Linked DNA regions of Mus musculus: all the other regions are linked to region 1. A link is a loop called in an ENCODE intact Hi-C map of the cell type or tissue named here. Cell type or tissue: left cerebral cortex. All regions are shown on one strand.

Region 1 (5,000 bases):
CCCACACAGGGTGCTGCCTCAGCGCCTCTGTGCTTCTGCCTGTTCCAGAAGCTGTCAGGTTCTCTGGCGCACCCTCTCACCTGTTCAGACTAATTTCCTAAGTTCGGCGGGTCTCGGACCAAGATCGCAGCAACTGTTCTTAACCTCTGATCTCTGACCCCTACCTCTTTTTATTTTTTGTGACAGGGTCTCACTATGCAGACCTAGCTGTCCTAGAACTCAAGATGTGGAGCAGGCCGGCCTTAAATTCACAGAGACTCACCTACCCACCTCTGCTTCCTGAATGCTGGGATTAAAGGCATGTACCACCATACTTCATATTTTTCAGTGTTTTTTTTTTAAGATTTATTTATTTATTTATTTTATGTGTATATGAGTACACTGTCACTGTCTTCAGACACACCAGAAGAGGGCATTAGATCCCATTACAGATGGTTGTGAGCTACCATGTGGTTGCTGGGAATTGAACTCATGACCTTTGGAAGAACAGCCAGTGCTCTTAACCCCTAAGCCAACTCTCCAGCCATTTCTGTGTTTTTAAATTAAATTTACAAGATGGATACAAAGTAATAGGTAAGCTTCATTATGGCATTTCCATACACATGCACTATGACGCTTCATTCAAATTTGCCCCTCCCCTATACTGCCCTCCCAGGACCCTCCTCCTTCTCTCTGGCTGGTTCCCTTCTGGATTCAGGGGCACTTTTGTTTGGTATGTATACACAGCCATCTCATGGTAATCAATTTTCACTTGACTCCCAGGAGAGAGTTAAAAACTGTGTGGTCTTTTACGCTGTGGCCTCGGAAGCCATTCTGTATCTCCCCTACTGTATTCTACTGGCTTCATTCAGGGCACGAAGTGTTCAAGAACTGGAGGGCATATTGTAAAACCACCATGCTTAGCCCACACTGTATTAAGCACTGCGTTTCTTTGTGTATATATGTGTTTGGGTGGGATGTCTGCTCGGCAGTGAAGGAACTGTGGAGGGCAGAGAACAAGTGTTGGGGGTTGCTTTTCTCCCTGCCTGTGGGTCCCAAAGATCAGGTCGGTAGGCTTGCGGGTGCGCCATCCACTGGCTCGGGCCCTTATTTGAGAGCTTATTTGGAAGCTGAGGCACAGAGCTTAAGTTCCCATCGCTATGCCATTAGCAAAGCAGGCAGGATTTGAACCAGTGTACCCTCTGAGAAGACCACAGCCTCCATCTTACGTGGCCTCTATAGAGATATCCCTACCACATCCAAGTCACACACAGTGAGTTTCTATTTATATCTGCAAGCTTGTAAACTCCCCCGAGAACGTTCAAAACCACACAACAGAATGTGTCCTTTTGCCATCTCTGGCTTCTGCATATCATGGTTTTCTTTTCTCTCTTTCATTCTTCCTATCTTTTCAGACTAGGTCTCACTCTTCCAGCCCTGGCCTGGAACTCACTATGTAGGTCAGGCTGGCCTTGAACTCTTTGAGCTTCCAGAATACTGGAACTAAAGGCGTGGGTTACCACACACGGCTCAGCTTGGTTTTCTTTCCCTGGAATACTTTTCTCCCATTCACTCATCTGTTTACAAGATTATTCCTCGGGTCTTTGGGAAAACCTTCTCTGACTAGCCAGCTCTGGGGTAAGTGCACCTTGGACCTCAGTGCTGAGCAGCTGTTGTTCTTACAATTATGTCTCACAAGGTGCCTATTGTCCCGGCTGCCTCCTCCTCTGGACTCTAAGGGCAAGGGCCTGATCATGTTCGTAGAAGCTGTGCTAGCAAGGAACACGCTCCTCCTAAAAAACATGTCACCAACCTGCAAATTTCTCACGACCCTCATACACAATTATCACACATTTTTTCACACATAGACATAGGAACAAAGATGTTACGCCCCAGATCTGTCCACATGCACTGTGGCCCCGTGCAAGCTCAATCACTACCCACTCTCTCACTGTCACTAGACTATCATATGTTCAGGTACCGCTACAGGTCTCATTTTCTTCAATCGCTGCCTTATACTTTTTTTTTTTTTAAACAAATACAGTCACCATCTGCATTCCGAAAACAGGGTATGGAGTTGAGTGAATATGACAACAGTTCTATTTTTCATCCACGCCATCACAGGCTGTTTCTTTCATGAACACGATCCCTGATTTATGCAATCACTGTCACCGCCGTCCATCTTCCCGGTTTCTTCCTTCTCCTCCCGGTGCTCTGAGGGCAGGTCTGCAGGGTCTGCTGCCTAGGGCGCTCCAGAGTCTCCGCCTGGGCGGGCGCGGCCTAGCCCCGCCCCCTCATGCATATGTAGTACCCCAGCCCAGCGGCCCGGCCCCCAGACGGCCATTTGTAGCGGTGCCGAAGGCTGCGTTCGGCTGCGCTGCAGATCCGCGAAGAAGAGCGCGCTCCCTGGCCGCTGCGTCCTCTGCCCTGGAGCCTTCCCGGCTCTCCAGCGTCTCGGGCAACTCCCAGCCGGTCCGAGGGATAGCGCTCCGCGGCCCTCCAGGCCACTCACGGACCCCGCGCGCTCTACCGCCTGTAACCCAGCCGGCCGCACTCGTCCCCGGAGCCGGGCCTAGGGCGCGCGGCGGCCGGGCTGGGCTCGGGGCGTCCCGATGGCCGCGGCCGGCTGGCGCGACGGCTCCGGCCAGGAGAAGTACCGGCTCGTGGTGGTCGGCGGTGGCGGCGTGGGCAAGTCGGCGCTCACCATCCAGTTCATCCAGGTGCCTGGAGACGGCCTGCGGGGTGGCGGCGGCGGCGGGGTGGCGCTACCTGTGGCCGCGGCGACCCCGCCCGGGGCGCGCGGGTGCGGGGCTCCGGCGCGTGCGGTGCGCGCGGGTGCGGTTTGCGCGGGGCCAGGGCGCGCGGCTGCGAGGGCAGGAACAGTGAGGAGTCGGCGCTGCGCTCCTGCCCTGCGGCCACGGCGCCGCGCTACTGCCCGCCAGGCGCCCGGCGCGGCGTCCGGGGAGTCGGGCTTCTCAGGAATGTGGCCCGGAGGGCGGAGCTGGCCGGGTGGGAAGCGCAGTTCCACCTTATCACTGCGGTCAGGGCGGGAGCCCGCGGGTTGCAGCCGCGCCGCGGTGCCGGGCTTCCTGCCCTGAGGGCCGGAGTGGGGACCCCGCGCCTGCCTCGGTGGCAGCGCTGGCCCGGGCTACTTGGCGGCGGCTTCGCGCCGCCGGCTCCCAATAGTGTTTTCTCTTTGTGTGTGTTTGAGCTTCTCTTACAAGTAGTCTGTTTGGTGGTACGTCCGGGTGGGAGTGTTTGATCGTGCCCTAGGGAAATAATGGCTTCGAGGAAGTTAAAAATGTGCTTTGATAGGGGCGAGACCATTTCCTTGGAATTCCCGGTGCCTGCCTGCTTCGCGCTTAGGTGAAGTTTGGGGTGAGCCCCGCTAGGAGGGGACGAGTATGAGTTGTGTGTTGCACCCTTCTCCCCCCCCCCCCCTATTTTCTGTTTGCTGGAGGAGGAAAGTCGGGTTGTGGCAAAGAAAAGGAAGGTGAAATTTGTCTTTAGATTTTATTCTAGGTTAAGACGCCCGAGTGATTTTCCTTTCTCTTCTTTTTGATTTTTAAAAGCAAATGCAGATCTCCTTGCTTTTGTCACCCTGAAAGGCGTGGCATATGTTGGGAAGAGAGCGCAGGTACCCTGCTAAGTAACAAAGGTATTTTTACTGTATTAAAGAGGACGGGTAGCAAAATGTTTTTGTGTGTGTGTGTGTTTGTTTTGTTTCACCCATTTGTTGAATTGATAGAGTTAAATAGCTTATTTTATTTCGATGTAACTGTGGTGTTTATAGTGTTATTAAGACGCACAGTTCCATAACCTAAATGATAATTTTCACATCGCGTGAATGAACAGTAGCTGCTCCTGTAGTAATTCATGGAATTAAAAAAGTGCTGCTCAACTTTTGTATTCAGAGAGGATGCTTATGTCATGAGCGTTGACAGTATGCTCAGTGGCGGTGGCAGCGGCAGCGGCTGCAATGGTGGGGGGCGTTGGTTTATGTTTACCAGTCTTCAGTCTGGCTTTTTGGCAGTTGTTATTTGCCTGGGACCAAAAGAGACTTAAGTGGCTGACAGCAAAACAAGTCACAGCTAAGTCTCCCTGGTGGCTGGTTTTGGAGGGAACCAAGAAGGCAGAGGATGGTCCTGGGTCCCAGAACCGGTGGATAACATTACTTAGATTTAAGTCAGAAGCATTTAAGTTTTTGAGGGAAGGACTATCTGAATATGATTGTTTCCACAAGTTAGGGTATTTGCGAAATAGTTTAAAAAACCCTTACACTCCAGGTGATTACTGTCTTCCTCAGGACCTTCTCGAATTCATTTGTTGACGACTTTGTGAGTAGTCTGGTATCTAGAGGCTCAAAAATGAGGTCAAGTAAAGACATGCATGGCCATGATGTATGCAGATAAGGACCTTTGAATTCTACAGACTTGAATATGTGCCTTTGGTTTATTGGCTATGAAAACACCCAAGTAGCTTTTCTGTGCCTCAACTTTCTTACTAGTTAAATAGCTCTCAGTACATGTCCTTTATAACTTTTGCATTATGAGAAAGATCTTCGAGTTGTGTTGAACATGCAATGTGTACTGTGTTGATAATAGTCACTTTAGTAAGTGTGAGAGATGAGACCTTTAGATGCAAGGGGATTTGAAGAAGTCAGTGTTGGAAGGCTTCAAAGATGCACTGTGGGGCTGGGGATGTAGCTCAGCGTAGAGTGGTTTGTCCAGTGTGTGGAAAGCTCTGCCTTCGAGCCCTAGTGCCAGAAAAAGAGCACTGTGTCTTATCAGGGGTTGTGTGAGTGGAAATGTGATGGATCTGGGGAGCCACAGGCCAGATTAGAAAGAGGAGGCCGATGTGTGGGGAGCTGGGAGTGGGAGAGGCATATGTGACTTGGGGCTTTTGGGGCTGGTGAAACAGGAACATAGGCTCTGAGGTTGACTTGGTGAGGAGGAAGGAGGCACAACACAGCACCTGTGTGGAGACCCAGCCATTCCCCTGAGTTTGATGTTGGGTAAGTT
Region 2 (5,000 bases), 50 kb after region 1:
AACAAGAGAGACACTGAGTTTTACTCAGTCTACCTCATGGCTCTGAAAACGGGTAAACAGGTAGGTGTTAATTACATGCTAATTATATATATACACATATATATATACACATACATACATACATACATACACACACACACACACACACACACACACATATAATCAGATATGCCCCATTACTCTCCTTCTACTGACTCTATTTCTCTTCCTACCTAGTCCCTCTTTATTTGCCTGTAGATTTTATTTTTATGACTCAGTGAGTTTCATTAGGTTGTTTACAGGATCCTAGGTGAGAAAGTAAGATTTTTTTTTTTTGAAGGTTAAGAGCCTTCTTTGTGGGCATGGCTGGAACCTTGCACCTTGTGCACTCTAGGCAAGCGCTTTACCACAGAGCTGCCCCGTCAGCCCCAGGGGAAGAGGCTGGCATGGGAACATGTGATCATTTTCCCGTGAGAGTGTGGGGTATATGCACTGTAATTTAATAGGCCTACTGTGTGTCATGTGTTGTGCTCTGTACACGTGCCCCCCCCTCCCCCCAAGGCAGTGAGGTTTTTTGTTTGTTTTTTTTCTGTCTCATAGGCAAGGAAGCTGAGGTTCAGACGCACACGAGCTGTGTGGTTTCCTACATGGAGGACAAACAGAGCTAATTTACCCTCAGTCTCTTTCTGCTTCTCTCCGCTGCCTACACACACACACACACACACACACACACACACACACACACACACGGGACAGAGGTGGGGAAACTCAGCCAGCGTGTCCCACACTGGGTGGGGAGAATAGAGGACATGGTGGTCACTCGAGACTGGCAGCCTGATTCCCAGGGGCAACGGTGTGGACTTCTGTTCCTTGGAAGAGGGAATGGGTCCTTGCACCTCTTATCTAGGAGGTTATCTTCCTTCTTGCCACATTTAAAGTAGACTTTGGGTTATGCCTACCTTATCCTTTTTAAAAGCAAGATTTATTTATGTATTTTCCGGGCCTGAACGCTTTGCTATCCGTGTGTATGGGCGCTGCATTTGTCCCTGGTGCTTCAGGAGGACAGACTTTTGATCCCTTGGAACAAGAGTTACAGATGGTTGTGAGCCACCACCACGTGGGTGCTGCAAACTGAACGCTGGTCCTCTGCAAGAGTAGCAAGTGCTCTTACCTGCTCAGCCACCTCTTCCGCCCTTGCAGAGTTATTCAGTTCGCCTAAGGGCTCAGGCATCTGTCCAGCGTGGCTTCTGGACTTGACTTTCAATCCCCTGACTGCATAATCATGCATCGTCTCGCCTTGCTGCCTGCAGCCAGCCTTTATAAATCCTCTAATCAAGAAACCAAGCAGCTACCAAATCTCAGGTTCTGCTCTATTTTGTCATAGGGAAATGTAAAACTTGTTCTGTGGGTAAAAGTGTCTGTAGGGCCATGCTGAATTTCAGTGTTCAGGGTAGGCTCTTAAGGACTTTGCATCTAGACTGTTTCAGAATCCCCTCCCAAGAGAACTGGGCAGGACCTCAAGAAGATGACAGGGGTGTGGGTTTATAAATCTTGCCTTTTCTCATATTTTTGGAAATATTCTTCCTTATTTTATAGGCCAATAGAAAATTTGGTATTCAGTGAATTTTTATTAAATAATAATTCTTAGGCTCTGATGACCTTATTAGCATTGGGTCTGAATTTAAACCGTAGTCTTCCTGCTTGTTTATTGAGTGGCCTTGAAGAAGTAGTGCAGTTCTCTGATGTAAAAATGTTTGTAAAAGGGGGGAATCTGTTGGAGGGTCCTTGTGAGGATAAATGAGAAAATCTACTGAGTAATAAGCAAGGCAGATGCGCAGCCGCACTGCCTGCAGGTCTTGCCTGGCCTGTGATTTGCTGGGGAAGGCCTTCTCCTTCCTCTCTGGCAGTGTTCCTGTCTTTACCCTGCTTACATTCTGGCTGGGTGGGGGAAGGAATGGATGATTTAAGGTTTTTTTTTTGTTTGTTTTGTTTTGTTTTGTTTTTGTTTGTTTGTTTGTTTGTTTTTTAATGTACGTGTGTAGCTGAGAGAGGGCAGGAGCAGGGAAGAGGGAGAAAGAAGGAGGAGGCCTAGAAAGTTTCCTGAGGTCAGCTCAGGATGAGGGCATGAACCCTTAGCTTCTCGATTTGACTATGCAGTTCTCTTCATTTTATTAGCATGTATGAATTATACAATAATGACTAAGTGATAGCTACTCATTTTGATCGTATTCACTCCCATTAACCGATCTTGCCCTCCCTCCCACTTCTGCAGAATCCCCCACCCCCACCCCTGTCTTCCCAAATCTAACTCTGTAGCTTTTACAGTTTGCATTTTTTTGTTGTTGTTTTTTTTTTTTTTTTTTTTTGTTTTTTCGAGACAGGGTTTCTCTGTATAGCCCTGGCTGTCCTGGAGCTCACTTTGTAGACCAGGCTGGCCTCGAACTCAGAAATCCGCTTGCCTCTGCCTCCCGAGTGCTGGGATTAAAGGCATGCGCCATCACGCCCGGCTCAGTTTGCATTTTTTTTTTTAAAAAAAATTAGGGTGGAATCTGTCAGATACATGTAGTAGTTCTGTTGTCCATGTAACACACCTGTGCCTTTCAATATCTGATACTTTGAGAGATTTTTTACTTTTTTTTTTAAAATTTATTATTATACCCTTCCTTATTCACTGTGTCCTTTTAAAAGCTGCCAAGCCTCCCGAGTGTGGCATGGGCTCAGAAATGCTCAGGCTTGTGTTTGCCCTGTCCTGTAGTCCCTCTGATCCAGCCCCCTTTCCTCACCAGGCCCGTGAGACTTAACCCAAGTGCTGGATCCCTAGTCTCCGGTGTGGACCAGACTCCACCCTGTGGCAGTGTTTGGGAACTGCACTTTCACACCGGGCTGGCTTTAAGAGAAAGTGGTTGTCGCCACTGCCCCTTGGAATGCGGAAGGGCAATTCATTCTTGTCACCTCTTCCCCATTTTCCTGCTCCACCAAGCCTGCTGCCAGTGAGTAGTCCTCTTTGGAGGCCAAGCAGAGAGTTCGCAGACTGAGGCTATGGAAGCGTGCCTGCTCACCTGGGCGTACCATTTTGTAGCTATTGCAGACAAATTTACCCAGACCAGATCGTATGGGGGAAGGCAGTAGATCTCTCTGCGCAAGTGGAATAACTTATCCAGTGTGGGTGGTCTCCCTGTCCTTTGTTCTCGCCAGGACTCCCCTCCACATATCCTTTAATGTGCTGCCGGCAAAGCCCCAGGAAACCCACCCTCCCTTCTGTAGCTTTTGGTCTACCCTGCTTTCCGCTTTCTAGTGCTGTCCCCCAGCCTCCATGTTATCTGCTGCTGGAGGGTTTGTTTGTTTGTTTTTCCTTGGACAGTTACTGGGGCTCTGTGAACACAGTTCCCATGCATAGTGGCAGCCATACCTCTTAATTTGTGTTGCCTTCTGAGCAGGCATGGTTTTACACTTCATGTGTTTTGGGGTTGGCCTGTCTCTATCCTTCTTACTGTTTTGTTGCTGTTAGGAATTGACCTAAGCATGTCTGGCAAGCGCTCTACCACCAAGCCACAGCCCCGTTGTTCCTAACAGTAGATTGGGTGTTCTGTCAAAGGGACAGTGGGACCTGTTAAGGGGTACAGAGTGGGTATCACCCATATTACTGATATAACTTCAAACAAACATTGTAGGAAAATTACAGGAGGGGTTCTGGTAGTGGGAAATGAGGCACAAATCAAACTGGAAAGTTTTGTGTTCTGTGGAAAGCAACTAACTACGGGTCCCCTGAGGTACACACTTGTTTCAGCTCTGTAGGAGACTGAAGTGGAAGGATTGTAAGCTCAAGACCTGTCTGGGCAGCTTAGCAAGACTGAGTCTCAGAAATCAAAGAGGAGGGCGGGGATGTGGCTCGGTGTTGGAACCGTGCCTGATCTGATCTGATTGCAGTTTCAGTCCCCAGCACTCCAAACACACAATCAATCAACAAACAAACAAACACAAACCGTGGGTTCTAAGGAGGAAGAGGAGAGCGATTGCCATTTGTACGTTTTATGGTTGTAATCTTTACACATACAAATACACAAATGCTAAATGAACAAGATAGATTCATGCCTGTGTGTTTATCTGTGTAATTACTGCTCAGACCCTGAGGATATTTTCAGAAGCCCGGATGGGAGCTGAACACTCAGACTGTTATGAACTCAGAACACTGGGTTCATAGCACTCAGGCACACATTCCAGAGGCTCATGCAGGGTCTGTGGGGTAACTGGGCCTGGAGTTGTTAGAGCTGCCTTCCCTCCCCCACCACAGAGGAACACAGCTCTGGACTTTGAGGAAAGCCATTGGTTCAGCGTGTGGCTGCCGGTGACAGCAGCCCAGTTACGGTTGTGGCTGAAGAGCAGCAGCCTGCCTGCACTCCTTGATCCCTGGTTTGGTAGGCCTGCTCCTGCCTCAGTGTTGTCTCTTTGCTGCGAGTGCTGAAGGGCCGGCCTGGACATTGGCTTCAGATCCTGCAGCTTGGAAGTAGCAGTGAGAGTTAAACTCAACTTTGCCGGAGACTTTCTTCTCTTTAAAATAAAGATTTATTTTTATTTTATGTGTATAAGGTTTATCCTGCAGGTATGTCTACACACCATGTACATGCAGTGCCCCATGAAGGCCAGAAATGGGCATGGGATCCCACATGGCCATGCGGGTGCTGGGAACTGAATGCAGGCCTTCTGAGGAGCAGCAGGTGGTCTTAACCCCTGAGCCATCTCTCCAGCCATAGAAACTGTGTTTTATTGGTAACCCCACTGGCTCATTGTTTCTAAGTTCAAGTGTTGTTTTTTATTCTTTCTTTCTTTATTTGTTATCTATAGTTATTTATTCAATCATTTGTTTGTTTGTTTTTGAGGCAGGGTTTCTCTGCATAACTGCCCTGGCCATCCTGGAACTCACTTTGTAGATCAGGCTGACTTCAAACTAACCGAGATACACCTTTCTCTGGCTCCCTGGTGTGTGCCTGTGTACCACAACCAGCTCTATTGTTTTTTAAAGG
Region 3 (5,000 bases), 97 kb before region 1:
GTTTATTAAGTATAATATGCACAGGGAATTCTTAAATTTTTACACATACATTTATTTTGAGTTTTGGAAAACTCATTAGCTCCTATACCCAGTACCACATAAGTAAAGCTTTAAATAATAGTTTGCATGTATATTTGAGTTTGCCAAGGTATAATTCTTTAGCAAAGTATTTAATTTATCACACATTTTTCCCCCCAGGCCCTTTCTGGATACTGTGGCTTTATGGCAGCCAATCTTTATGCACGTTCTATATTTGGAGAGGATGCACTTGCAAATGTCAGCATTGAGAAGCCAGTTCACCAGGGACCAGATGCTGCCGTTACTGGCCATATAAGAATTCGTGCAAAAAGTCAGGTAATAACATCCTTTTTTGAGAGCATCTCTGCACCAAATAAAGGGAAGAAGAATTCATGTCTGTCTTATTTCTGTGGTATAATTTCTTCTGTCATAATTATGTTTTGTGCATAAGACATACATACATACATATGCATGGTATTTTCTGAACTTTAATTCATTTAAAATGGCTTATTCTACAATACTGCCTAAAACATTGATTCCTGTGTGATATTTGTGAAACAGATTTTGTAGAGTTTTTTGAAGATATGGCATAAGTCAAGCACTAACCAACATAACTAAAATCAACCCAGTATAAGTTTTTAGAGTCTGTTTTATATATCCTTTGCTTTGTTGTTGAATGTGATGTCATCCAATGGAGGCTGGTATAAGCTATTTGGGCATTGTTTCAGTAATTACTTCTTTGTTGAGTGTGGGGATATAACTCAGTCTTGGGAATGCTCTTCTAGCATGGTAGACCATGAGTTAATCCTCAACATCACAAAAAATAGATCAAAATATGAACATCTTCATTCTTCTTTACAGGGAATGGCCTTGAGCCTTGGAGATAAAATCAACCTGTCTCAAAAGAAGACTAGTCTATAAGGATGAACAAAAGGTCTTTGAAAGTTTATGCTTAAAATTTAGGTGTGGGCTGATTGGACTCCAACATCTTTTGTACTCTTTTCATGCTTTATGTTATGTAGAATTTGAGTTCATGCTGAATGCATTCCAGCCAGTAATTTATAGCCTTTCCCCTAAATCAAGAATGAGTTTAAAATTATAGTCTGTCTTTTATCTTAACAGTTCTGAATGCTGTCCTCAAAGTATATAATGTTTCTCATATGTACCAAGACCATTTTCACAATAAACAGATCTGTTCATACATTTTTGTTATTTTATAAATAAATTACTTAATTTTAGATTTGTATCTGTGGGATTTTTTTTTTTACCTTGCTGCCTACATTTATGAAGAAAGCTTACAAATTGAGTGAACTGTATCTTCATTTATGAAGAAAGCTTACAAATTGAGTGATGTAAAATGGAACAGGTACTAATTCAGTGCATTATTGTTTCCTCATTTTCTGTAATGACATCAGTGTCTCTAAAACTCCTAGGGTCTTTTCTCAAACATTGCTTCAGGGAGAAAGTATCCAAATTACTTGAGAAAAGGTCCATCTTTGGCTTAAAGGAGCTATTACAAACTGACTGACATCAGCATACTGTTCTTGATGATCCCAAATTATTACGGAAATTAGGTCATCTAAAATCAGTTTAAAAATCATGCACACTTAGCATTGGGTGTACTTGTTAGTAGTTACAGTGGTTCTAGCCAGTTACTGACTGCACTAGGATTAGCTTGGGGGATTCAACAAGCTGTTCCATTTCCAAATGGCCTCTGTTTTTTATTCCTTCTCTCCTGTTTATAACTTTTCATCGGGCTAGGCAACACACACACCTCGTTATGATTCCACTTGTGTTTGTGAATAATTTCCCAGCCTATGCCGTACTTTGGGCTCTATACTAGGAATGATTGAGATAGCCTGAGTTTTGCTAAATTTCAACTTAAGCTATTTCTTTGTCTTTCCTTCAGGATTTCATCCTTCGTTCCCCAAGAGTCCATAGATAAGAACTGGGGCAGAGTGGAAATAACATCTTCTGTTGTCAGTGAGAACAGAATGACTTATTGGGCCTGTAAGAAGATTAATACTTTGTATGATGTCATAAATTTTGAAGCCACTTGCTGTGTTAGTCAGCAAACCAGAGAATTACAGGACATTTGCAATCCTAAAGCACTGAGATCTTTAATAAACTCAGTCATAGCTGCCAACTGGGAGAGATACAAGGACTGTGGGAAAGGAGTCATTTTGATGAGTCAAAAGAGTGGAGATAACTTGATGAGAGTTGAGGAATGATTGCATTAGATCAGTTCCCACACTGTTCTTTTGAACATGGATTTCATTAAGTGACATTGGATATTCTGAAAGAAGACGATGACACAGCTAGTAATTCAGGGAATGCTGCATATAGTCCTTACTAGAGAGTCATATAGTACACATTAGCATACTAAAGATTCTGAGAGATCCTTCAGTGGAGAAAGTGGAATATCTTAATCTTCCTTTGGCAGGGACTCCTTCACCATGGGACATCTGTTGACATAGCCTGCACAGCCATAGTCTCAAATTTACAGCCAGCTTGAAATCTGAAGAAGCGTGCATTAGGGTGTCCTAGAATGCTTACTAATGTAGAGGGAGCAAGCCACAAGTAGAATTTAACTTTATACCCAGTTCATTTCACAGGTTTCAGGCCAGCTTTGCTGGAATCAGAAATCTAGTACTAGCATCCTGAGAGGTAGTACTACAGGCCATGCCAGCAGTCCCAGCTCACATTGTCTTCTGTATAACCCTTTAAGGAGAGAAAGAAGGAAAGTATGCAGTCGAGTCACCAGAAGCTAGTGACAACTGGGGTGCAGGTAACCTCATTAACTGTTCACCATCTTTGTACAGGTAATGATTAGGGACCAAATTGCAGAGCAGTACTTGTTTGATGAAGCTGTTTACGGTTTCACCATTCAGGTTGAAATGTAGTTTTCATTCAAAGGTCACAGTAGATAATAAAGTATAATTACAATTACAGTATCTCATAAGAACATAAACACTACCTACAGCAAAGGCTTAAGATCCTACTATATAGACCTATAAATAGGACCGTGTTCTGTTTCATAATGTCTTGACACTAGAGGGAGCTCTGTGCAGTTATTTTCATTTGGGGATTAGATAAGATCTAAAAAGTTAAAAGTTATCTAAAAGAGGAAAAGGCAAGGTGACTTTATTATCTAGTTACTTCATAAAAAGAACAAAGAAAGTTACTATAGCTGTCAAAATAAGCAGATTGTTCACATTGGTAATAGAAAAATTACCTTGTTATTAAAATAACTACTGCACCTTACTACTAAAAATACTACCCCAGTGTTATACCTGCACTTGGAAGGCAGAAGGATTGTGGGTTTGAGATTACTTTGAGCTATATAATAAGACAATCTGAAAATATAAGCCAAGAAGCTTAGATGCTAAAATTAATAGAAATGTTTTGCTACCTGTCAAACATTTCCATATGATTTAGAAATAATGTGAGAGACAAAAACTCATACAGAACATGTGAAAAGTCCACAAGTAAAAAATATGTTTAAAAATTCAAATAAGAGATAATGAGATGGCTTAAGGGTGCAGATGCCTGTTGCCAAGCCTGACAACCTGATTTTGACCCCTGGGACCCATATTGTAGAAGGTTGAAGGCCTATTCCCACAAGCTAGTCCCACATACATACAAAGATGGCTCAGCAGTTAAGAGCACTGACTGTTCTTCCATAGGTCCTTAGTTCAATTCCCAACAACCATATGGTGGCTCATCACCATCTCTAATGGGATCCAATGCCCTTTTCTAGTATGTCTGAAGATAGCTACAATGTGCTCATCATATATTCCTATATATGTGTGTGTGTATAATCTTTTTTTTAAAAACCCTCAGTATTAGATATAAATTGTGGTAAAGTAAGTTTTATTGGTTACTTGGTTTTTCCACATTAATAAGTATTCTAATCAGTATGTATAACTTTTCTCTTAAATCAAGATTGAAGGCTAGAAATATAGCTTAGTGAGTAAACTGCTTCTTATGCAACCATAAAGATCTGAGACCAGATCTCAGAAACCCATGTCAAGAAGGGAGTTGCTCAGCAGCAAACATCTGTGCCCCCAGTGTGGTCAATGAAGATGGGCAGAGCCAATGGACTCTCTGGCTAGCCAATCCAGCTGAACTGGCAAGCTCTAAGTTCAGTGAGAGCCCCATGTCCCAAAAAATAAGGTAGAACTGGCCTTGGAGGCACATGCCTTTGATCCTAGTATTCAGGAGGCAGAGGCAGGAGGATCTCTTTAAGTTCGAGGCCAGCCTGGTCTACATAACCAACATAGACATATTCATGTCTTACATACAGAGACAGTCTCAATAAAGAATAAAGAAAAGGCTAGAGGAGGAATCTCATCATTGGCCTCTAGTTTCTACATGCATATCTACGAATGAGTACAGACACACACAGACACACAGACACACACACACAAGATTTAATTTAGTGATGGTTAATTCCGATCCTAAACAGAAAAATCTTACCACTTCCTCTAAGGCTAAGGGAACATCTTGGAGAATGATAGAAAGACTAAGAGCCTGGAAATCAGGAGAAGGGCTGTGAAATGCTATATCTGAACACAACATAGCCAGTCATTGTTGGGAACAAAAAAAGTTGGGGCAGGGGAGGCCCTGGGGAAGAAGGGGAAGGGAAAAGGGACCAAACGTTCCTGTGCTCTGGGCAGGCAGAGACAAACATTGAGGGGCTGCCGGGATGCTTTCCACTTGGCCCCAGGTGGGCACGCAAGCCTCTGACCCATCTGGCAGGGGGATTGGAAAAGGGGCAGCCCCCGAGGCGACACCCTGTCGCCCCAGGGCTATAGGAGAGAGGGAATAGTGAAGAGGTTCCCAACACTGGCAAGAGTGGTATAGTGAATCTAGATGGAGCAGAGACTCTATGGTTTAAGAGCTTTATTATAGAAATGCAGGGAGAAAGAGGTGGAAATAGAGAAGGCTACAGAGAAAGAGGAAGAAAGGAGAGGAAAGAA
Region 4 (5,000 bases), 65 kb before region 1:
TTCATCCTTGAACACTTCTGTTGCTATGACTTCCAGTTTGCTGATAGTTTCTTCTGCGGTGTAATCTGTTGCTATCGTCTACTATATTTTCATCTGAGTACTGCACTTTTTGCTGCTTTAAGTTTGGTTTGGCCTTTTTTACATCATCCATCCCACTCCCCAACACACTCATGCTTTGTTTTGTCCTTTTAACTATAGGAAGTGAAGTATATTTTATAATATCTGATGTATAGTTCTTCTCATTCTCTCATTCTGTCAATGTAGGTCTGTTTCTATTAATTGATATCTCTCTTTATTGTGAGTCATAATTTCCTATTTTCATGTTTATGAACTTTACATGATCTGCGCTGGGCTTCTTCATTTCCTTGTTTGGAGCTTTGTTCTAGGGTGTAGTTAAGTTACTTGGACACACTTTGGTACCTTTGAGATTACTTTGTAGCTTTGGGAGTGAAGCCTATTCTAGGACTAAGTTGGCTTGAGTATCAGGCAACATCCTTCCTGCATTCTCCCCAGGCTTCATATAAGGTTTCTCCACTCTGGTTGTTGGGCATATGAACTACTTCCAACCTTGTGCGGCACCGCACCTGTTTGCTCCCAGCATCCTTTCCTTGGCCTTCAGCTGCCTCCTTCTATGTGGCTAGTCACTATATCCAGGGAGAGCAGAGGTTCTCAACCTTCTTAATGCTTTGACCCTTTAATACAATTCCCCATGTTGCAGTGATCCCAACCATAAAATTATTTCCACTGCAACTTCATAACTGTAATGTTGCTACTATTGTGAGTTGTAATGTAAACAGCTGGGGTACAGCATATCTGATATGTAACCCCCGAAGTGGTCACAACCCACTATGGTGGGGACTTGACAGGCCCTTCTCTCTGGAACTCTGGAGAGCTCTCTGTACCTCGTGAGCACTAACCATCTTAGTGTCCCTGAACCACCAGTTCTGACTGCTCCTCTCAGAGACTGTGCCGACTCCACTTTGGATGCCTCTCTGTGCCCTGCAGCCTGCAAACTCTCCACATTGCAAACAGATGAGCTGTGAGGACTCGTCTTATTTTTGGCCCCTGCTTCAACACTTAGCATCCTGCGCTTCTGTTCTCTGCTCCGAAGCTGTTGTTTCGTGCATTTTGCTTTGTTTATCACTGTTTTCAGCAGGATGTTAAATTTAATGCTTCTTATCCCATCTTGTCCAGAAGTTGAAGGCCTTTATTCTAGCAGCCTCTTATGGTCACCTATGGTATGCCCTCCCATTGTTCAAATTTGGTGCCGACTCCCTGGAGTGGTTCAGGGATGCTGGGGTCACGGTGTCAATAAAGAGCATTAAAAAAGCCCCTCCCATTCTGCTTTGCACCATTCCTCAGCCTACTTGATCTTACTTTAGCCTTTGACACTAATGACCATTTCCTCATTCTTAACATTCTGTGCACTTTTAGCTTCCAGGAATCAGTTCTCTTCTGAATCTATTCTAGTCCTTCCAAATCGCAAGGATCCTCTCACTGGCTCCTTCACCCTTACATCCTGACTTCTTTCCTTGCCCTGCTCTGTGACATCTTCTCTCTCCCTTACTGATCTCAGCCACCACCCATGGCTTCATTTATCGTCCATCTCTCGTGACTCACAGATCTGTTTCCGAATCTCTCTTCCCAGCATTCCACATCTACATAGCAAATTGCTTAGTGTAAATCTCTCCTTGGATGGCTCATATTGTATCCCTAATCCCTGTCCTTCCCAGAGGCTATCACCATAGTGCTGTGGGTCTGGCTCAGCAAACGGCACAAACGTATATCTTTCTGTCAAGCTAAAATTCAAAAACCAACCCTCTTCCTTTCTGCTTCCCAGGCGCAGATCCTGATTCCTGACTGATATATCTGCTAAATATCTTTAGTGCAAGCTCTCCTCTAGTTTCCCCACATAGTGTTGCTCACATCTTCATTTTCTCTCAAAGGGACTTTTTTTTTTTTTTTTTTTGAGGGGGGGGATGTCGAGACAGGGTTTCTCTGTGTATCCCTGGCTGTCCTGGAACTCACTTTGTAGATCAGGCTGGCCTCCAACTCAGAAATCCGCCTGTCTCTGCCTCCCGAGTGCTGGGATTAAAGGCGTGCACCACCATGCCCGGCTTCTCAAAGGGACTATTGCAACAGATTTCTATTTGCTCTCTGGGCAAATGCTAGGTGTATTTTGATTTCTGCAAATCACTCATTAAGTCGGACTATTCCTTGCTCATACAACACCAGAACCTTTTGTCTAGTTATTCATCAGGCCCTCCAGGGCTGCTCCAAGACTCTCTTTCAGACCACACAGAGCATCCTTTCTGCTTTTTATGTCCTTCCCCATCTTCGTGATTTCGCAATTGCCTCTCACATTTCTATGCCTTGCCTGAGTGTCTGCCTCTTCTGTGGATTGGTGGATCATTCCTGGACCCCCTCTAGCAGTTTCTCCATCAATCTGTCCCTGAACTCACTGCAGCACTCTATTTATTACAATGTATCTACATCCAATTCTCCTGTGGACTCCCTAAGCAGGTCTCTAGGTGGCTCTCCCTACATGCCGTGCAAATGTTTAGTTTTCTTAACCAAAAACTCATAGCTAGGGTTTGGAGAGTACCTTGTGAGTTCCATGAAAATGTATGTGAAATGATATGTCTGAGGTTATTAAAGGAACCAGAGGTTTAAAGGAACCCTAAATTCATAGACAGTTAAGATCTCTACCTTATGGGTAAACATTGTCAAGAAGCTATGTTTAGAAATCTGAAATTCATCCATTTCAGCCTACATTTCACAATGGGATGGGATGATTACTGCTACGGCAGCGGCGGCTGCTGCTGCTGCTGCTGTTTTTGCTGCTGTTGCTGCATGGAGTTGTTGTTGCTGCTCCTGTTATTGCTGTACGTTGCTGCTGCTGCTGCTGTTACAGCATGCTGTTGTTGCTGATGCTGTTGCTGCATGCTTTCTGTTTTTGCTGCTGCTCCTGTTATTGCTGCATGCTGTTGCTCTTATTACTGCATGTTGTGGTTGCTGCTGCTATTGTTGTTGCTGTTGCTCCTGTTATTGCTGCATGCTCTTGTTGCTGCTGCTGTTTATGTTGTTGCTATTGCTACTGTTTCTGTTCCTGTTGTTGTTGTTGCTGCTGCTGCTGCTGCTGGCTAATGAGGACAGATATGAGTGAAGGGGCATGTAGCAGCTTTCCCTGCAAGTGGGGATACTCAAAAGCCACCCCTTCTTCTCTCTTCCCCCACATCTCTGTCTTCCTCTTTCATTGTGTGAGCACACACAACCAGAATGAATGCAGATTTGAAACTTGAACATACACAGACCTCTGAATGTACACACAAGAGACACACAACCAGGCATGCACACATAGATAAACATACACAAACACCCAAGTGAGCATGTGAATCACAAACACCCTCGCTCCTAAGTACACACGCATACCCATAAACCCATACATGTGATACTCACAGAACTAGGCTCCCACAACTCCCTCCTGCAGAGAGTGATTGCAGCACCTGGCACCAGGCCCATGAAGACAGCCGAGTGGAGCCATCTGTCAGGCTGAGGTTCCTGAACACCACCCATCCTGCCTGAGCTCAGCTGGTCGGCATGCCGGGCATGTGGCCTTGCTATTCTCTCTGGCTGAATCATGCTGAGTGAGCTGGCCTGGCTAGAGTTTATCAAATCGGAACAGAATTTTGGCAAAACAGATGACTCGTGAGCTTGGCATTTGTGTGCTCAGGAGTCAGAGACCCTGAAGAAGACAGAGAAGGGGTCTGTATAGAGGGAAGAAATCACTTCTAGATAGACTGAGAGATGCTAGTGGGCTGAACTCAAAAAGCAGTGTGGCAGAACCCTGATTCAAATTCCAGCTCTGCCACTTAAAAGCCACATGACTTCGAGCATGACAGCTTATCTCTTTGAACCTTGATATCTTCTACAAAAATGACCTAATACTATGATCTGACTCACAGGTTTGATTTCTTTTAATTATTGTAATATAATAATTATAAATTACCACAGAGGCATATAACAATGACTACACTAGTAGCTATTATAAGTAGGGGATATCCAAGTCCAATAAGGATACATACTAGCACAGCCTGATAAGCCCTTCTAACCCAACATCCCATCTCACAGGGCAGCAGCCTTGGCATCCTCTCAAGACTGATCTTCATTTATAAACCTGTTCCCTCTGCCTTTTTGTATTCCACCAACTGCTTGTCAGCTTTCAAACTACTGCTCCTTCCTTCTGCTCCTCCTTAAGAGGTTTTTTTTTCCTAATTTTAGGATTTTTTTTTCCGAGACAGGGTTTCTCTGTATCACCTGGCTGTCCTGGAACTCACTCTATAAACCAGGCTGACCTCAAACTCAGAAATCCGCCTGCCTCTGCCTCCCAAGTGCTGGGATTAAAGGCGTGCGCCACCACACCTGCCTTAGGATTTATTTTTATTATTTTTAAATTATGTGTAGGTGTCTGTGTGTGGGTATGTATCCATGAGTGTAAGTGCCAGTGTATATTGAGGTTTGGCCTGTTGCTATGTATTATAATGCTAAATTCTGTATCCCAAGATCTAGTTGCCTCAAGACGTGTGAATTCTCACTTAAGCCAATGCAAACCTTGTTCCTTAGTTTTAAACTATTGGTTAATAAAGATGCCTACAGCCAGGCAGTAGTGGTGCACACCTTTAATCCCAGCACTTGGGAGGCAGAGGCAGGCGGATTTCTGAGTTCAAGGCCAGCCTAGTCTACAGAGTGAGTTCCAGGACAGCCAGGGCTACACAGAGAAACCCTGTCTCAAAAAAAAAAAAAAAAAAAAAAATGCCTACAGCCTGCAGCTGGCAGAAAAGAGGTAGACATGATGGCAGGGCATGAATTGAGGTCTTGGGATCTGAGGCAGAGACCACAAAGGATGGGAAGGAGACAGAGGTGGAGATAGGTGAATCATGAACTCACGGGCATGAGGGCTGGCCTGTTGGAGTAAGAGTGGCCCAGACAGAACCTGGCAA
Region 5 (5,000 bases), 82 kb before region 1:
TGGTTTGTATATGCTTGGCCCAGGGACTACTAGGAAGTGTGACCTTGTTGGAGTGGGTGTGTCCATGTTAGAGTAGGTGTGTCACTGTGGACATGGGCTTTAAGACCCTTGTCCTAGCTGCCTGGAAGCCAATCTTCTAGCTGCCTTTGGAACAAGAGGTGGAACTCTCAGCTCTTCCAGCCCCATGTGTGCCTGGATGCTGCCATGCTTCTGCTGTGAAAATAATGGACTGAACTTCTGAACCTGTAAGCCAGCCCCAATTAAATGTTGTCCTTTATAGGAGTGGCCTTGGTCGTGGTGTCTGTTCACAGCAGTAAAACCCTAACGAAGACAGGCACTAAGAGGAACCTGAGGTGGAGATGAGTTGGGTACTGTCAGAGCCTTACCCTGGCAATCCTGACAACTTAGCCTTGAGGACCCCCCTCAGCCAGCCAGTTAGGAGCCACTGATGGAGACCAGAAAAGGGCATTTAGTCAATGTGGCCACACTGGGAAGGGAGACAAAGAGACCAAGTACCACCTCCAAGTCCATCTTCCAGGGTCTTGACTCAGGTATAAAGTCTATGTAGTCCCAGTCAGGGGTCAAGGCATGGCCCCACCCATCACTGACCACCACTGTCTGTATTTAAATCTATCCTACAAGGTGGTTACAAGGGAGTCTGAGAAATTGCTAGCGCTGTGTGGACTCTCTCTGGGGGAGACAAGCTCCTCCTACAGCTTTAGTGTTCTCTTCTCTCAGACTAAGATCCCTGGGGAAATGTTAATTCCTTGAGGTCCCTTGTTTCAGTCATCTGGTAGCCAAAGGGAAGAGTCTAAATATCTCTTTGGAAATTTTTCAATTACCTTTTAAACATGCCAAAGAGAAAATCAATTTGGGCTGGTGAGATGGCTCAGTGGGTAAGAGCACCCGACTGCTCTTCCAAAGGTCCCGAGTTCAAATCCCAGCAACCACATGGTGGCTCACAACCATCCATAACGAGATCTGACTCCCCTCTTCTGGAGTGTCTGAAGACAGCTACAGTGTACTTACATATAATAAATAAATCTTTAAAAAAAAAAAAAGAAAATCAATTCTAAAAATATCTCTTTAGAATATTTTTATTCCTTTCAGTTTACAGAACGGCTAAGATTTATTTTTCATATGTATGTGAGTATAGTGAGCATACATGTATGCATGTTCACATATGAATGGATGTGTGTGCAGGGTGCATATGTGTATGGATTCATATAAATATATATGCCACATCCATATGAACACATGAACTTGCTATCAGGAGTCTTGCTTGTTTGTTCTCTACTTTATTCTTCAAGACAGGATCTCTCAGTTAACCCCAGAGCTGGCTGACATGGCTAGTCTAGCTATCCATCTACTCCAGAAGGAATAGCTGTCTCCACCTGTGGAACCGAAGAATTACAGCTCATAGAACAATCACTCTGTGTGTGTGTGTGTGTGTGTGTGTGTGTGTGTGCGTGCATGTGTACTCATGTGTCAAATGATCCTTAAAAGGTACAACTTTCCTGGGAGAGCTGTCCATCCACATGGTGACCCACTGGCCTTTCCTTTTCTGGATGAAGTGTGACAGTCAGCCAGCAGCAGGCTTCATCATGCAGTTGGGGGCATGACACCTCCTAGCTAGGAAATGAGAGCTGCGCTTTCACACTATGACAGCCTGTGGTTGACAGTAAATTGCAAAGAGATTAAGCAAGAATATGAATGTGGTGTTCCCATGGCAGCCAGGCCTTTAGCAAACTCATGGAGTATGCTCCCACATGGGATCAGGAATTATCTTTTTCTTTTTGGCCAAAGAATGATGTGAAGGCAAACTTGTAACTGTAGGTCCATACCCTGGATTCCAGTTGGGACTCCACCCTTAATGTCAGAGAGCATAATAGCTCTTCTCTGGCATGATAAAGGGTCAGCTCAACTGATGCTTCTTCAATAAATGCAGCACATTTCGGCTCAGGTGTCCCTCTTCCAGGCTCATGCAGGGCTCATGCAGGGCTGCACCACTATTGTTAGCATTTTGTCTAAGCTCCACCCCACAGTTACCTGGCAACAGCCAGGTATGCCTGACTCACTATAAAAGGGGCTGCTTGCCCCCTCTGATTTCTCTTGTTCTTGCCTTCTTGCTCCCACTCTGTCCCCTTGCCCCTTCCTCCCTTTCTTCCTATTCCCTTCCCCACTCTCTCCACTTATTCATGGCTGGCCTCTATGTCTCTCCTCTCCTCTCCTCTCCTCTCCTCTCCTCTCCTCTCCTCTCCTCTCCTCTCCTCTCCTCTCCTCTCCTCTCCTCTCCTCTCCTCTCTCTCTCTCTCTCTCTCTCTCTCTCTCTCTCCTCTACTACCCCTTCAGTATGAGCCCACCAAGGCACCTCCTTCCCCCATACCTGACTACACATCCACCAAAACATCCCCTTTCCCCTTATCTTTTTATAAACACATCAACTATACCATATGGCATAATGGAGTAGGAAACTGTGTTTGTCTCTCAGGCTGGGAACTTCAAAAGTATGGATCTGGGCTGTTTCATCTCACAGTCACCCTGCCTATCTCAGTTACTGACAAAGAGTAGCACTCAGTAAATGTTTTAGTATTTACCCAGCCTTCTTCCCAAGCCTATTCTAAATTTAGAGTAAGGAATCAAGAACTTGGCTGCAAATGCTGCCATGAAGTCATTATGCAATAATAGTAACAGCAACCTATATGTGTATGTAGATCACCGCAGTTTTCAGCTCCCGATCACCTATTGGATCCACATGATAATCCTGATAGTGTTCATTATTTCACAGTAGGAAAACTGAGCTCAAAGATTGACGTCATGGGCTAGATTGCTTAGCAAATAAATGACAGATGCTGAACTTTGACCAGAGCCTCTCCCCTTTTGACTATATGTCACTTTTACTGCTGACTCAATCCTTGAAACTATTGAAAAACAAACAAATTAAGCTAGCTGCTAGCAGTGCAGGCCTTTAGTCCCAGCTCTTTGAAGGTTGAGGTAGGTGGACTCAAGTTTGAGGCCAGCCTGGTCTACACAGTGAATTCTAGGATAGCCAGGGATACAGAGAGAAATTCTGTCCTGAAAAGCCAAAAAAAAAAAAAAAAATGGAAAAAGAAAAACAAATTGTCAAAATATCTACAAATTTAGTTTCATGGACGTCTCCTGCTTGGCTAACTGTCAAGGTCACATCTTCCTGTCCACTCTCCCCGTCTCTGGTTAGCTGCCTGTTCCATACACCATGGGCACCTGAGCTGGCAGTGTTGTCCTTCAGTCCCCATTGGCACTAACCTCCACAAGCTTGATTTTGCTGATTCTTAAAGGTTCACGCTGTCAAGCTCAGCCAGTCAGAGCCTTCGCCTGGGGCTTTGGTTTGTATGGCTGGTCCAAGAAGAAGTGGACTGATAGGAAGTCTTGTGCTTGAGGCTCAAACTATTTTTTTAATTTGTATATATCTGTATGTTTTGCCTACATGCATGTATGTATGTATACCACAGGAAGGCAGTGCTGAAAGAAGGCAGAAGAGGGTGTCGGATCCCCTGGGACTGAAGTCACTGGTGGTTGTGAGCCATGTAGATACTGGGAACAGAACTCGGGTCAATTTGAAGAATAGCCAGTGCTCTTAACTGTTGGGCCTTCTCTCCAGTCTCCATCTCTTGTTCTGAACTGTTGGCCACAGTAACCACCCATTCAGAGCCACTTCAGCCATTTATTTCAAGGGTTAGACCATGGACCTTCCTTAGTTGAAATTGTGCTCTACTTTAGAGGCCTTAGAATCTATTATAGCACATTCCTTGTCCCCTTCCCCCCATAAAACTACTCTTGGCAATTGACTGCTTCCTACTTCATAGGAAATTTAAAGTTTCAGGTGTGAACTTCCTCAATTTCCTGCCTCCACACCCACATATTTAGCTACTGAATTTCCCTCATTTCCTTCCTGACAAAATCAAAGAGAGTCAAGTCTCTTTTCTGAGGCCTGTCATTGTCCCATCCACCTTCTCCAAGACCAAATACCATGCTGCTCTGCCACTCCTCAAAACACAGCTCTTTTCTGTTTACAACAATTAAACACAAATTTATAAACATTGTCTCTCTATTATATTCAAAGGCTGATGTGTATACAAGAGATCTGATTACAGGCCCGACTTTGGTATTGTTATCCATATGGCTGCATCATATTCTGTAAACACCCCCTCTCTCACCTTCTGATTTATTATAATAAAAAGCTGATGGCCTATAGCAAAGGCAGGAAAGGAAGGCTGGGACTTCCAGGCAGAGAGAGAACTCTGGGAGAGGCTCAGTGGTAAGAGAATTCGCCAGCAGCAAGCCCTGGTACTAGAGACTGAGACGCAACAAGCCACAGGCCAGACATAGAATAATATAAATGGATTAATACAAGTAGTAGGTGCTAGTTAATTGGGAACTAGAGAACCAAAGGCCTAAAGCTACTTTAAATAAATATAAATCTCCTTGCCATTATTCAAAGCTAGGATGAGCATAGACAGGCCTTACAGTTATACAAATTTCCTTGTATCCCTCAGCCTAACTACTCTTTTACCTCTCCTCTTTCCTTTATAACAAATTTTATAGTCTATGCTTCCAATAATGAAAATAGAGGTGTCCACCAAGTATTGCATCTACTCTCTGTATTTCTGCAGCTTTGGGGCTAATTAGGTGGCTTGTATAGCACTCTAGACCAAAGCACAGAGTGGCTGGCCTGAGAGCCCCCCCATCCTCTACCCCACCCCACTTCCCCAACCCCACCCACTCATCCTCTACCTCACCCCACTTCCCCAACCCCACCCACTCACCCTCTACCCTACCCCCACCCTTCACCCAGCCCCCCACATGACCCTACCCATTCTCTACCCTCCATTCCCCACTCCCCCACCCACCCCCACCCACCCTCCTCTACCCTCACCTCTCTACAGCCCTCCCAGTCCCCCACCCACTCTCTACCCTCCCCTCCACCCCACGATCCCTTTGCTTTACAGTTTTATGAATCA

Evidence for each region. Peaks named below come from ENCODE experiments on the same cell type or tissue, not always from the same donor. Only the 100,000 strongest peaks of a DNase experiment are listed, where the experiment ranks them.
Region 2: a loop joins it to region 1, with 2.2 times the contacts of the local background. A loop is called at or near these places in 19 of 42 quality-filtered maps.
Region 3: it touches region 1 in a loop (2.5-fold over the local background); 11 of 42 quality-filtered maps call a loop at or near these places.
Region 4: a loop joins it to region 1, with 2.6 times the contacts of the local background. A loop is called at or near these places in 6 of 42 quality-filtered maps.
Region 5: it touches region 1 in a loop (2.3-fold over the local background); 11 of 42 quality-filtered maps call a loop at or near these places.

What each region holds. Positions count from the first base shown.
Region 1 is chr7:114,115,095-114,120,094 of GRCm38, reverse strand. It overlaps Rras2 (related RAS viral (r-ras) oncogene 2), which reads left to right and starts at 2,314. Exons shown (of 6, transcript NM_025846.2): 1 at 2,314-2,699. The coding sequence starts at 2,592. In left cerebral cortex, CTCF peaks have their summits at 2,318 and 3,023; DNase peaks (open chromatin) are centred at 2,290, 2,892, 3,146, 3,929 and 1 more place; H3K4me3 peaks cover 2,923 bases; H3K27ac peaks cover 1,276 bases.
Region 2 is chr7:114,064,824-114,069,823 of GRCm38, reverse strand. The region is part of intron 1 of Rras2 (related RAS viral (r-ras) oncogene 2); the gene reads left to right. Among named protein-coding and RNA genes, the nearest start is that of Gm51454, 31 kb to the right of the region's middle. In left cerebral cortex, a CTCF peak has its summit at 2,831; a DNase peak (open chromatin) is centred at 2,849; H3K4me3 peaks cover 596 bases; H3K27ac peaks cover 738 bases.
Region 3 is chr7:114,211,817-114,216,816 of GRCm38, reverse strand. It overlaps Copb1 (coatomer protein complex, subunit beta 1), which reads left to right. Exons shown (of 22, transcript NM_033370.3): 21 at 199-354; 22 at 880-1,258. The coding sequence ends at 939. Among named protein-coding and RNA genes, the nearest start is that of Copb1, 40 kb to the left of the region's middle. In left cerebral cortex, a CTCF peak has its summit at 3,065 (motif pointing right); a DNase peak (open chromatin) is centred at 3,069.
Region 4 is chr7:114,180,243-114,185,242 of GRCm38, reverse strand. No RefSeq gene overlaps it. Among named protein-coding and RNA genes, the nearest start is that of Rras2, 65 kb to the right of the region's middle. In left cerebral cortex, a CTCF peak has its summit at 2,542; DNase peaks (open chromatin) are centred at 2,262, 2,476, 3,534, 4,465 and 2 more places; H3K27ac peaks cover 1,560 bases.
Region 5 is chr7:114,197,504-114,202,503 of GRCm38, reverse strand. No RefSeq gene overlaps it. Among named protein-coding and RNA genes, the nearest start is that of Copb1, 55 kb to the left of the region's middle. In left cerebral cortex, no CTCF peak of the experiment used is centred here; DNase peaks (open chromatin) are centred at 1,718 and 2,611.